Regions from separate parts of the Mus musculus genome. Here region 2 is linked to region 1. The links are chromatin loops, found by intact Hi-C in ENCODE. Cell type or tissue: left cerebral cortex. All regions are shown on one strand. Links, peaks and the distances in the headings refer to the core of each region. The heading gives the core; the rest is flanking DNA.

What was found. Peaks named below come from ENCODE experiments on the same cell type or tissue, not always from the same donor. Only the 100,000 strongest peaks of a DNase experiment are listed, where the experiment ranks them.
Region 2: a loop joins it to region 1, with 3 times the contacts of the local background. A loop is called at or near these places in 1 of 42 quality-filtered maps.

What each region holds. Positions count from the first base shown.
Region 1 is chr2:129,797,922-129,803,297 of GRCm38, forward strand. It overlaps Stk35 (serine/threonine kinase 35), which reads left to right and starts at 2,596. Exons shown (of 4, transcript NM_183262.3): 1 at 2,596-2,925; 2 at 3,483-4,083. The coding sequence starts at 2,620. Stk35os1 (serine/threonine kinase 35, opposite strand 1) reads right to left here and starts at 3,538. Exons shown (of 1, transcript NR_029452.1): 1 at 448-3,538. In left cerebral cortex, for the core only: CTCF peaks have their summits at 2,571 and 3,783; DNase peaks (open chromatin) are centred at 2,631, 3,361 and 3,588; H3K4me3 peaks cover 3,264 bases; H3K27ac peaks cover 2,060 bases.
Region 2 is chr2:129,738,415-129,743,790 of GRCm38, forward strand. No RefSeq gene overlaps it. Among named protein-coding and RNA genes, the nearest start is that of Pdyn, 41 kb to the left of the region's middle. In left cerebral cortex, for the core only: no CTCF peak of the experiment used is centred there; DNase peaks (open chromatin) are centred at 2,326, 3,803 and 4,096; H3K27ac peaks cover 442 bases.

The sequences.
Region 1 (5,376 bases), core at 188-5,187:
GTAGGACTCACTTGGCATGTGTTCTTTTGTGCCTGGGTTCTTTCACCCTGCATTTTTTTTTTTTAATTCTTCCATGCTATAGAGTCTCAGTTCCCCTTTTGTTCCCACTATCTGGAAGTAACACAATCTATTTGTGTATTGACAAACATAGTAGTACCTTCCAGTTTCTGACTGTCATGGGAAAAGCCACCATGAATAGTTTTATACAAAAGTCTATTTGTGAATCTAAGTTTTCATTTATCTTGGGTAAACCTCTAGACTGGGAACTAGCTAGGCCACAGGCAGACATATACATTTAACTTTGAAAGAAACTATGTTTTCAAGGATGTCATAAATACTCTTTGTCACTCTCTATGCCAGGAAGATAGAAACTGCTCATAAATGTTAGCTATCAAGCATAAAAGCAAGTGAAGATTACTTTAGTAATTTAAGCAAGTCCAAATTTAAGAATCAAATGTGAAAGTATTTTATTAGCTAATTCAACAGCTGCAGGGGACTCATACCTCTGAGCCTCTGGGGTTCATCACCATCTCTGTAGGATTGTGGGTACCAGGGTAGAGGACAACTTTGTGGAGTTGATTCTCTTTTCACCTTTTTGTCAGCTTGGGGGGTGGGGTGGGGATTGAAATCAAGTCATCAGGTTCACACTGAGCCATTACCCAGGCTGTTTTACATTCTAATAGTCTCTTTAATTGACCAAGGTTATCTCCCTGGCCACTCTTGTACTTGCTGTCTCTTCTCCCTGCAATGCCCCACCACTAGTTGTGGCATGACTGGCTTCTTGCTATTCATTACTCAGATGAGTGTCATTTTCTAAAGAGATTGCTGCCAACTGAATTGTGGTCCTACCTCAGAATCATGTGTTGAACCTATAACCCCCAATAGGTTAGTAACAATATTTGAAGATGAACCCTTTAAAGAAATTTAAGTTGTTTAAATTGTGAGGTTGGGTATGGTGGTGCACACCTTTTGATCCCAGCACTTGGGTGGCAGAGACAGGCAGATCCCTGAGTTTAAGACCAGCCAAAGCTAAGTAGAGAAACCCTGTCTCCAAACAAACAAACAAACAAACCCAACCAACCAACAAAACAAAAACAAAAAACAAAAAACCCAAATCACCACCAATTAAAAAAAAAAAAAAACCCAACAACCCAGCAACAACAAGGAAAAGAAGTAAAGGAGTTTCGGTTAACAACGAGGCTGTTGGAATCCTTATCCAATAAGGCTAGGTGCTGAGGACTCGTATATTGGACTAGAAGAGAAAGGAAAGGACAATCGGTAAACCTTGAGATGGCATAGTAAACAAAAGCATGGCATTGTTCATGGTTCTGCACTGTATTGAGAGTGTGCTAGAGAGTATCTTTGTCCTTGGGAAAAAAACACACACACACACATATATTTGTGTGTGTGTATATATATATGTGTGTGTGTGTGTATATATATATATATGTATACATATATATCTTATAAATATAAAAGGATTTACAACATGTATACATTCATACATACATATTTGTGCACAGAACATGAAAATATAGCAAAACAATGTAATTCTGGCAAAAAAAAAGATGAGACTTTACTATTCTTACACCTTGTGTGTATATGTGACCACTTACATACAGAAAAGCTATAGAAATTCTAGAAACTCTTGTTTATTGTTTTACATTACATTTAATCTGTCTTGTGTGTATTTTAACACTGTTCTAAGTACTTTAACTGTGAGACATCTACGAAGACACAAGGTTGACTGTCTCCTCCAGTGTCAAGAGTCGCAATTAAGGCAAAGACTGTCGTGTCTACTCCTTTTTCCCCAGACTTAAAATAGTGTGTAGCAGAAACTCTAGTTACTGTCCTTCAATATCAGCTAACAAAATACTGGGCACCTTCTAGGCATTGGAGTACAAAGCAGGGTACAAAATACTTTAAAAAACCACGCCTAGGGGCTGGAGATGTAGCTTTGTAAAGTGCCTGTCTAGCATGCACAAAACCCTTGGATTCCTAGCTCTGTACAAACAAATAGGGTGTATAAATTGGGTGTGGTGGTGCCCGCCTTTAATCCCATTACTCGGGAGATGAAGACAAGAGGAAAAGTTCAAGATCATTCTTAACTACACAGCCATTGTGCTCCCTCCCACCACAATGGGCGGCCGGGGTGAAGGGTATCAAAATCCAAGCCCAAAGCAGCTTATATCAGGCACTCAATTAGCCAGCCATCATATTTCACTTGGTCCTTTGCAACCTTGGAAGTGCGGACCACCCGGGTTTGGCAGAGAAGGATACTGAGGATTAAGTGCGGCTGAGATCATTGGGGTCATTAGTGGGCGTGGAGATTAGCGTTCTAACCCTGGTCTCAGCTGTGAATCGATTACACCTAAGCCATTCCCCCAATCAGCATCAAGTGCCGAGTGCGGGCGTAGAGGTACGATGCAGGTCAAGTCCGGAAAGGCGTTTGCGGAGTGCAGGCGCCTCGCGAAGGCCCTCGGTACAAATCGCGGGATTTTGGCGCGCTCTTTTTGTTGGCTGGGTGTTCTCGCCAGTGATTGGTTCCGGGCTGTCGCGGCGGCTGGGTCTACCTCGGCTGCAGAGAGGCGGCGCGGCTCTCCGCTGGCCTCCTGGGGGATGGGCCACCAGGAATCTCCGCTGACCAGAGCGGCGGCGGGAGGTGCAGCTTACATAAAGAGGTTACGTAAAGTGCTCAGCTGGCGTGAACTCGGGGACGGCCACGGGAACCTGGAAGCCGAGGCCTCCCCCGGGAGCGTTGCTGTCATCACAAGAGCAGCGCCGCGACGCGCTACACGCTCAGCCAGGCTCCCCGCCTCGCGCCCTACCCGGCTCTGCAGACAAGCCCGGCTCGGAACGGACCATCCTCCGGCGCGGGCTCCAAGGGGGAACCGGTTCGCCCGGAAGAGGAACAGCGCCGGCCAGGTAAGAGGGAGTGGAGGGAGGAAGGGAGGGCCGAAGCGGGAGCCCCGGCGCCCCACCGTAGTCCCGGGGGCGTCACCGGGGCCTCCGCCTGTCGTCCTCGGAAGCCGATCTTTTAGCCGGTTTCCCTTCGCCCGCTGTCCCCGGGGGTCTGGGTCGTCCCGCCGGGCTCTCCTGGGTTTGATTCACGGGACTGTTTACACCGGGAGAAGCCCGGGTAGGACGTGGGGAGGGGCCGTTGAGAGGGGGCTAAGCCCCAGGAAAGTTTAAGCCGGCCGTCTTCGATGGGGACGATCCCTACGGCTTTATTTATTTTTTCTGCTCCTGACGGATAAGTCGGCGAGAGGGGACGGTTTGCGCTTCGGTTTCCGGTCCTCCCTCGGTACTTCCCGGTGGTTCCGTCTTTCCCGCTTTCCTTTCCCTTCCCCCGTTCAATTCGAGACGGTGGCTCCTTCTTAAAGGGGCCGCGACCGGCGGCGGAGGTGGGACGCCGGACGCTTTAAGTTCCTCATCTACCCTTCTCGGCCCGGTGGGTTTTAACTTCTCCCTCTCGCCCTTAGATCACCATCCAAGGTCCCGCTCCTCCACATCTCGGGGCTAGACGGAGGGATGAGGCAAGGGGGGCCCGGGCGGCGCCGTTGCTGCTCCCCCCGCCCCCCGCAGCCATGGAAACGGGGAAAGAGAACGGAGCCCGCAGAGGGACAAAAAGCCCGGAGCGGAAAAGGCGAAGCCCAGTCCAGCGGGTACTGTGCGAGAAGCTGAGGCCGGCGGCCCAGGCCATGGATCCGGCTGGGGCCGAGGTCCCGGGCGAGGCCTTCCTGGCCCGGCGGCGGCCGGATGGCGGCGGCGGGGATGTTCCTGCACGGCCGCGCTACAGCCTCTTGGCGGAGATCGGGCGCGGCAGCTACGGCGTGGTTTATGAGGCTGTGGCTGGGCGCAGTGGGGCCAGGGTGGCAGTCAAGAAGATCCGCTGCGACGCTCCCGAGAACGTGGAGTTGGCACTAGCAGAATTCTGGGCCCTCACCAGTCTCAAGCGGCGGCACCAGAATATCGTGCAGTTTGAGGAGTGCGTCCTACAGCGCAACGGGTTAGCCCAGCGCATGAGTCACGGCAACAAGAACTCACAGCTTTACCTGCGCCTGGTGGAGACCTCGCTCAAAGGTAGACTACAGCCGGCAGTCCTGCCCTCTCCTGGACCCCCTTGTTCTCAGAACCACTCAGTTCTAATAACTGTCTCTGGCTCGCTAAGGTCCTTGACCCGGCTTTGGGACCTTCTTTCTTGCTAGGAAATCAGTCTGTTCCCCAGCCGTTAGCTGACATTCCCTAACAAGCTCACCAAGTGCTAACCTTGATCTTTTTAAGTACTCACTCAGTAGGTGTGAGCCATAATTACAAGCCTAGCATTTTAAAAGATGGATGAAGAGTAGTCCTGGTGGGATTCAAAGTAGTTGGTAGAACTGCAGAAGCCCCCTCATGCCTCTTTCTCATCAGAACCTAGAGGGGAAAAAAAGTAGCAGACCCACCCATGCCATTCTCCTTTCCTGATTTCTAGTTTCTTCCAATTCTGTTCCCAAACCTTGTCTTCAAGTGTGAGGTTTCCTCCGAGAACCCCAACCCTTCACCCGAGAGCAGACAATCATTCAGTTGGTTCTTGGTTTAGTCCCTGAGGGCACCACAGGTTAATAACTCACGCACCCAGTAATAACCCCCTCAGGTGGGCCAAGAGCTGTCGCATAACAAAACAGGTTGCAGCTTTCCCTGCCCTGTTACAATCTCAGTTGTTTTCATAACCCCTGGGGCTGTCTGAGCAGTGATTGTTGCAGAACCATGGGGCTCCAGGAGGCCAAACACCTTGCCTTCCTGTGTAAACTAGAGAAGAGGCAGTGGGCTGCAAGTGTCTTGAGTTCCTGGGGCAGGGGGTAGGGCGAGGGAAATTGGACAGTCGCAATCCCAGCTATATAATCTGAGCGCTACGATTTGGATAATATCTGTAACAGTAAATTAAGCTTCTGCTCTATAAATAGAGGAACTCAGCCTAGTGGGCACAAACACAGCTCGATTAAGGTTAATCAGCTTGAAAGAGTGGGACTCCGGCCTCCAAATTCCTGTGTCCTTGAAGTATTTGTAAGCCAGCATGGCCCTCACAGATCTTTGCAGATATATTGCTGCCTTCCTTCCCTATCTGAGGTTGAATTTAGCAGACTGGGTGGGATTTAGGGCTAGATTTCCTAAAGTCTTTTTGGAGCACCTGTCAGATTTTATTGTAAGGTCCCAGGAGAACTCCTTGCAGAGTTTTAAAGTCATTTAACAGTGGATTGGATAGTGTGATGGAATTCTCTGGGGGCCTTTCCCATCCTGCTTGTCATCATTTCCAGGAGGGTGGATCCTTGAAGATTTCCTAGGTAGCACCTTCTACTTTGCCTTCAGTCTCATCAGTTACTTTCTTAGTTCTTT
Region 2 (5,376 bases), core at 146-5,145, 60 kb before region 1:
CCCTCTGCAGGGTGAGTCTGGTCTAAATAGGGAAGTCTCCTGCTGGGTGAGAAATGGGAGAAGACTTCTAAGCATAAAGAGCCCTAGCACTAGATGGAGTATTTAAGTAGAGATAAAGACAAGGCTGGGTCTTTAGGTTCAGAGCAAGTCGTGGAAGGCTCGAGTATTCCACATGGAATAATTAATAAAAATATTAACCGTGATGTTTATAGTATTTCATCTAATCCTCTCCAGTGTGGAAAGTAGATGCAGCTTGGCTTGGTTGTATATATGGAGCATCTTACTGGAGATGATCAGCAAATAATTGCAGAGCCAAAACTTGAGCCCAAGTCGCTTTGGCTAGAGAGTCAGCTACCCTCCCCTGAGTGAACTTCAGTTTCCTACAATATACAAGATTTTTTTTCTTCATCTGTCAAATAGGAAGCTGGGCAAATCTTGTAAACATGGAAATAACTTGGCAAAATGTATGTTATCAGCATTCCCACTCTCAGATGGTTATGGAATGGAAGTGGAGATACACAAGATTGGTCTCTTCTGAGATAAGTCACTTCTCAACTCCCACATTCCTGAAGAATCCAAGACATTTGATTTGCTAACGTTAGGCAAGACTTAGTCCTCAGTGAGCCGGGTTCCTCCAGTGAAGTCAGAATAGTCCGGGCATCCAGATCTGTAAGATCTTGAAGACCAATGATATGTGAGGGAATATCTCGGGAGTTGGGGGGGGGGGGTGTAAAGTGGTTACATTCTTCTTCTTTCTTCTCCTCCTTCTCCTCCTCCTCTTCCTCCTCCTCCTCCTCCTCTTCCTCCTCTTCTTCCTCCTCCTCTTCCTCCTCCTCCTCCTCCTCCTCCTCCTCCTCCTTCTTCTTCTTCTTCTTCTCCTTTTATTAATTTTCTTTATTTACATTTCAAATGCTATCCTGAAAGTTCCCTATACCCTCCCCCCACCCTGCTCCCCTACCCACCCACTCCTACTTCTTGGCCCTGGTATTCCCATGTACTGGGGCATATAAAGATTGCAATACCAAAGGGCCTCTCTTCCCAGTGATGGTCGACTAGGCCATCTTCTGCTACATATGCAGCTAGAGACAGGAGCTCTGGGGGTACTGGTTAGTTCATATTGTCATTAAGTGGTAACATTTTAACTGTGTGTGCTCAGTTATGCATGTCCATGTATGTGTGCTGTGCACGGAGATGCATTTGCCCTCTTGGCCACATTTGGAGACCAGATGTTGATGCTACAACGTCTTTCTCTCTTTCATCTTATATTTTGGGTGCACTGATTCTCTCAGTGAACCCAGAGCTCACTATTTCAGCCTGGCTGGCCTCCTGGATCTGCCTGCCTGCTGGGGTACAGATGTCCACTGTAGCATACAGCTTTTACATGGGTCCCCGGGACCCAAACACAGATCCTCAGGTTTACACAGAAGCTACTCTACCCACTGAGCTAAACCCATAACACACATTTGAAGTTTTTATTAAGAACATTCATTCAAAACTTCTTAAAACTTGACGGCTACTGAGAGTGGGAGAGAGTCAGTTTTGTTTAAGGGAGTCACCGCTGGTAGGTTGACCATGCTCCAGTAGAAGGCCATACTTTCTAGAATGTTCAGATAGTACAAGTTGTACTTGATGGGTGTGGTGGTTTGAATATGCTTGGCCAAGGGAGTGGCACTATTAGGAGATATGGCCTTGTTGGAGGAAGTGTCATTGTAGGGGTGGAATTTGTGACCCTGCCATGCTCTTGCTTTGATGATAATGGAATGAATCTCTGAACCTATAAGCCAGCTCCAATTAAATGACCTTTATAAGAGCTTCCTTGGTCAGGGTGTCTCTTCACAGCAATGAAGATATTAAGACAATGGGTTTAAAAGCAAGAGGACACAGGGTTAGGTAGGAAAGGAGGGAATCTGGGAGGAGTTGGGAGAAGACAGTGACTACGATCAAAATACATTTATAAAATACTCAAAGAAGTAATAAAACACAAAAATTCTAAACTGTTCCAAATGCAGCTAAGACTGGAGCAATAGTCTCTTCACATACTGTGAGAATTACAACTTTGAAAAACAATTTTACAATTTCCATTTGAAGTTAGAAATACTCTCACCATCTGTGATAGTTCATTTTGTTGCCAACCTGACAGGGTCTAAAATCACCTAGGAGATGAACCTCTGTGTAGGTCTGTCAGGGCATTTCCAAGGAGGTTTAACTGGGGCACCAATACTCTCCTTAAACGTAGGCAGCACTGGCCAACTGACTGGGGGTCAGGTGAACAACAATAAGGAAGAGCCACTGTGGTCCCAAACACTGGTGGGCAGATGCTGAAGAGGCGGTGGGGGAGAATCATGAGGCCAATCTGGGCTACACCATTTTAGGAAAAGAAAAGTCGGTCCAGCATAATCAACCTCTCTAGGCTTCTGACTGTGAATACAATGTAACTGTCTGCCTCCCACTCCTGCCACCATGCTTTTCCTGCAGTGATGGACTCTGGCTAGAAGCTGTGAACAAAACCAAATCCTTTCTTCTTTAAGTTGTTTGTGTCTAGTATTTTGTCACAGCTTCAAACAAACAAACAAAAAGCAAGTAATACACTATCCAGCCCAGCAATTGATTTTTTTTTTCTTCAAGATGAGGTTTCTTTTCATAGTCCTGGCTGTCCAGGACTCACTCTGTAGACCTGGCTGGTCTCGAACTCAGAGATCTACTAGCCTCTGCTTCCTGAGTGCTGCTATTAAAGGTGTGTACCACCACTACCCATCCAATAACTGATTTCTAAGAATTACTCAAGTGAAATGCAAACATGTATTCACATATCACACATACACATATGTGTACTACAGGTGATTGTTTGTAGCAGCTTCCAGAAACTTGGAAGTAAGTCAGGCATTGACTAAGGATCAACAAACTGCCCATTAGCTCAGTGGGATTCTACTTAGCAACAAGAGAAGCAAACAGCACAGAAAACAACCTGGACAAAGAGAGTAGGATTCATCTGCTGAATGCATGAGGTCAACTGTAAAGCACTCACAATTGTAAAGAGATATTCACTATGTAATTCTATTGTGTGTGATATTTTTGAAAGGCTAAAACTTTGTGAGTAGAAAATAGACCCGTGATTGTCAGGAGCTAGAAATGGAAAGAAGCACTGGCTGCAGAGTTTCCAGGGGAACCTTAGGTATATCAGAGCCCTGTTAACTCTTGATTCTGATAGTGGTTCTATGACTGTGTGCTTGGCAAAATTCACAGAACTGTACACCAAAAAAAAGTGAACTTTCTGTAAATAAATTATATCTTTAAAATGACAACAGTTCTGCTACCCAGAGGAGAATTAGTTGGACTAGAGGACAACTCCATCCAAGCCCTTTGTTAGTAAGGGACAAGATGGTAGCCAGGCAGGGTGGGGCATGCCTTTAATCCCAGCAATTGAGAGGCAAATGCTGGAAGATCTCTGCAAGTCGAGAACAGGATGATCTACATAGCAAGTTCTAAGTCAACCATAAAGACATATTAACATATGTGTTTTGTCAGGACAGAGAGACAGACAGGAGTGCACGCATACACACTTACCCACACACCCACCCACCCAGAGAGAGAGAGAGAGAGAGAGAGAGAGAGAGAGAGAGAGAGAGAGAGAGAGAGAGAATCATAACTGAGATGATAATAATGCTGATCTTATGACTCCTGTTCTGGGTCTCACTGCACAGGATCTACTGCCTGTCTTCGAGATACAAGTAAAAGCGGAAAGTGAGGCCGTAGGCAGATTTGGAAGCTATTTCGCAGAAACTGAGATACAGGAAATGCGTTGCAGCACAGGCTGTCACCTCGTAGGCTCACAGTTACATTTATAGGTGGACAGCTTTCAAATTTGTATGTCTGCAATTTCTGCCAATTGCAATAGCTATGACCTTGTATCTTTCTCAAGGGAAAGAGGACAGGGACATTAGCTGAGTGAACAGAGGCATCCCCAAAGGAATAGAAATTAATCCGTCCACAATCTAGGAGCAGCTAAGATATGAGTCGAGTCCCAAGTAACATTTGCAAAGAGGCAACCAGCCTACCCCATCTCTGTAGGTAAGGGAGCACGTGCCTCTGAGAACTCGTTGGGCTGGATGACACCTCCCTCTGCCTGACCTTCTCATCCCTATATTTAGAAATTCAGAAGACAGCCGTGAATCATGGCTAACTCTCTGGTCTAATTATTTCCTTGGGTGATGTCACCTTCGTATCTCGAAGACAGGCAGTAGGTCCCTTGCAGTGAGACCCAGAACGGGAGTCATAAGACCAGCATCATCATCTCAGCTACGATTCTGTGACCCAGGGGGTGATAGCTTTCGTATGCCGGATTTTAACTTCTTTATTGGGAAAATAAGGAAGTTGATTTGTTAGAGATTCATTCAACTTTAAATTAAGTGTCCTTTGCTTAGAAGGTTTTCATTTATCTACCCTAATCTTGAAATACATGGCTTCAAATGAAATTTTTCTGAAAGGACAACAGAGACAGCCAACAGATTAGGAAATTGCCATGAAGGGAAGAGAGGTATGAGGGCCTGGGCTTTGCTAGACAGTGGCCTTCTATTTGACCTTGGAGACTGATTAGTCTGTCTCCAAGCTTCCCACTGGCCAGGGCTAAGAGGCAACTAAAGGTTGTTGAATGAACAAGGAAGAAAATGGTATACTCTAATACAGTAGGCACTACCTACGTGAGACAATTACGTTCTGGAAATGTGGCAAGCGTGACTGGATACTAAAAATACAATTGCTCACTTAATTGTATTGAATACAAACCGGAATGGCCATGGGAGGCTGGGGGGAGTGTTGTACTGGACCAAACCGCTCAGATTACGATAATTCAGTGTTTGCTCAGTGTGTCAGTCACTACTTTATTGCCTCTCAGATGCAAATTTATCCTTTCCCAGACAGCTGTGTACTAGCACCACTGGGCCTCATAATTACTGCCATTTCGCCAACTGATAAAATCTAAAGTTTGTCTGCAGGGAGCCTAAAGAGGTGCCGAAGGAGGAAGATGCACCTTCCTGCTTTGGGTAAGACTCTCCTCTAGGCTGCTACAGTTCATGGATCTCCAGGCTCACCCCAGGTGGGCAGATGACTGTGGGTACCAGATGTGTGTGTGTGTGTGTGTGTGTGTGTGTGTGTGTGTGTGTGTGTGTGTGTGAGAGAGAGAGAGAGATTTCTGCAGCATCCAATCTCAGTAACATATGTAACTTGTCCCACATCCAGATCATGAAGGGCAGACACCAGGTTCTCTGAATGCTGTGGCCAGCAGTTCCCAAAGGCAAGAAGATTCCCCCGAATGTCTGATGCCTTTAGAGGGGAATACCATAGAAGAGGCCCCTCCCTGTGCACAGCCTCCCTCTGTGT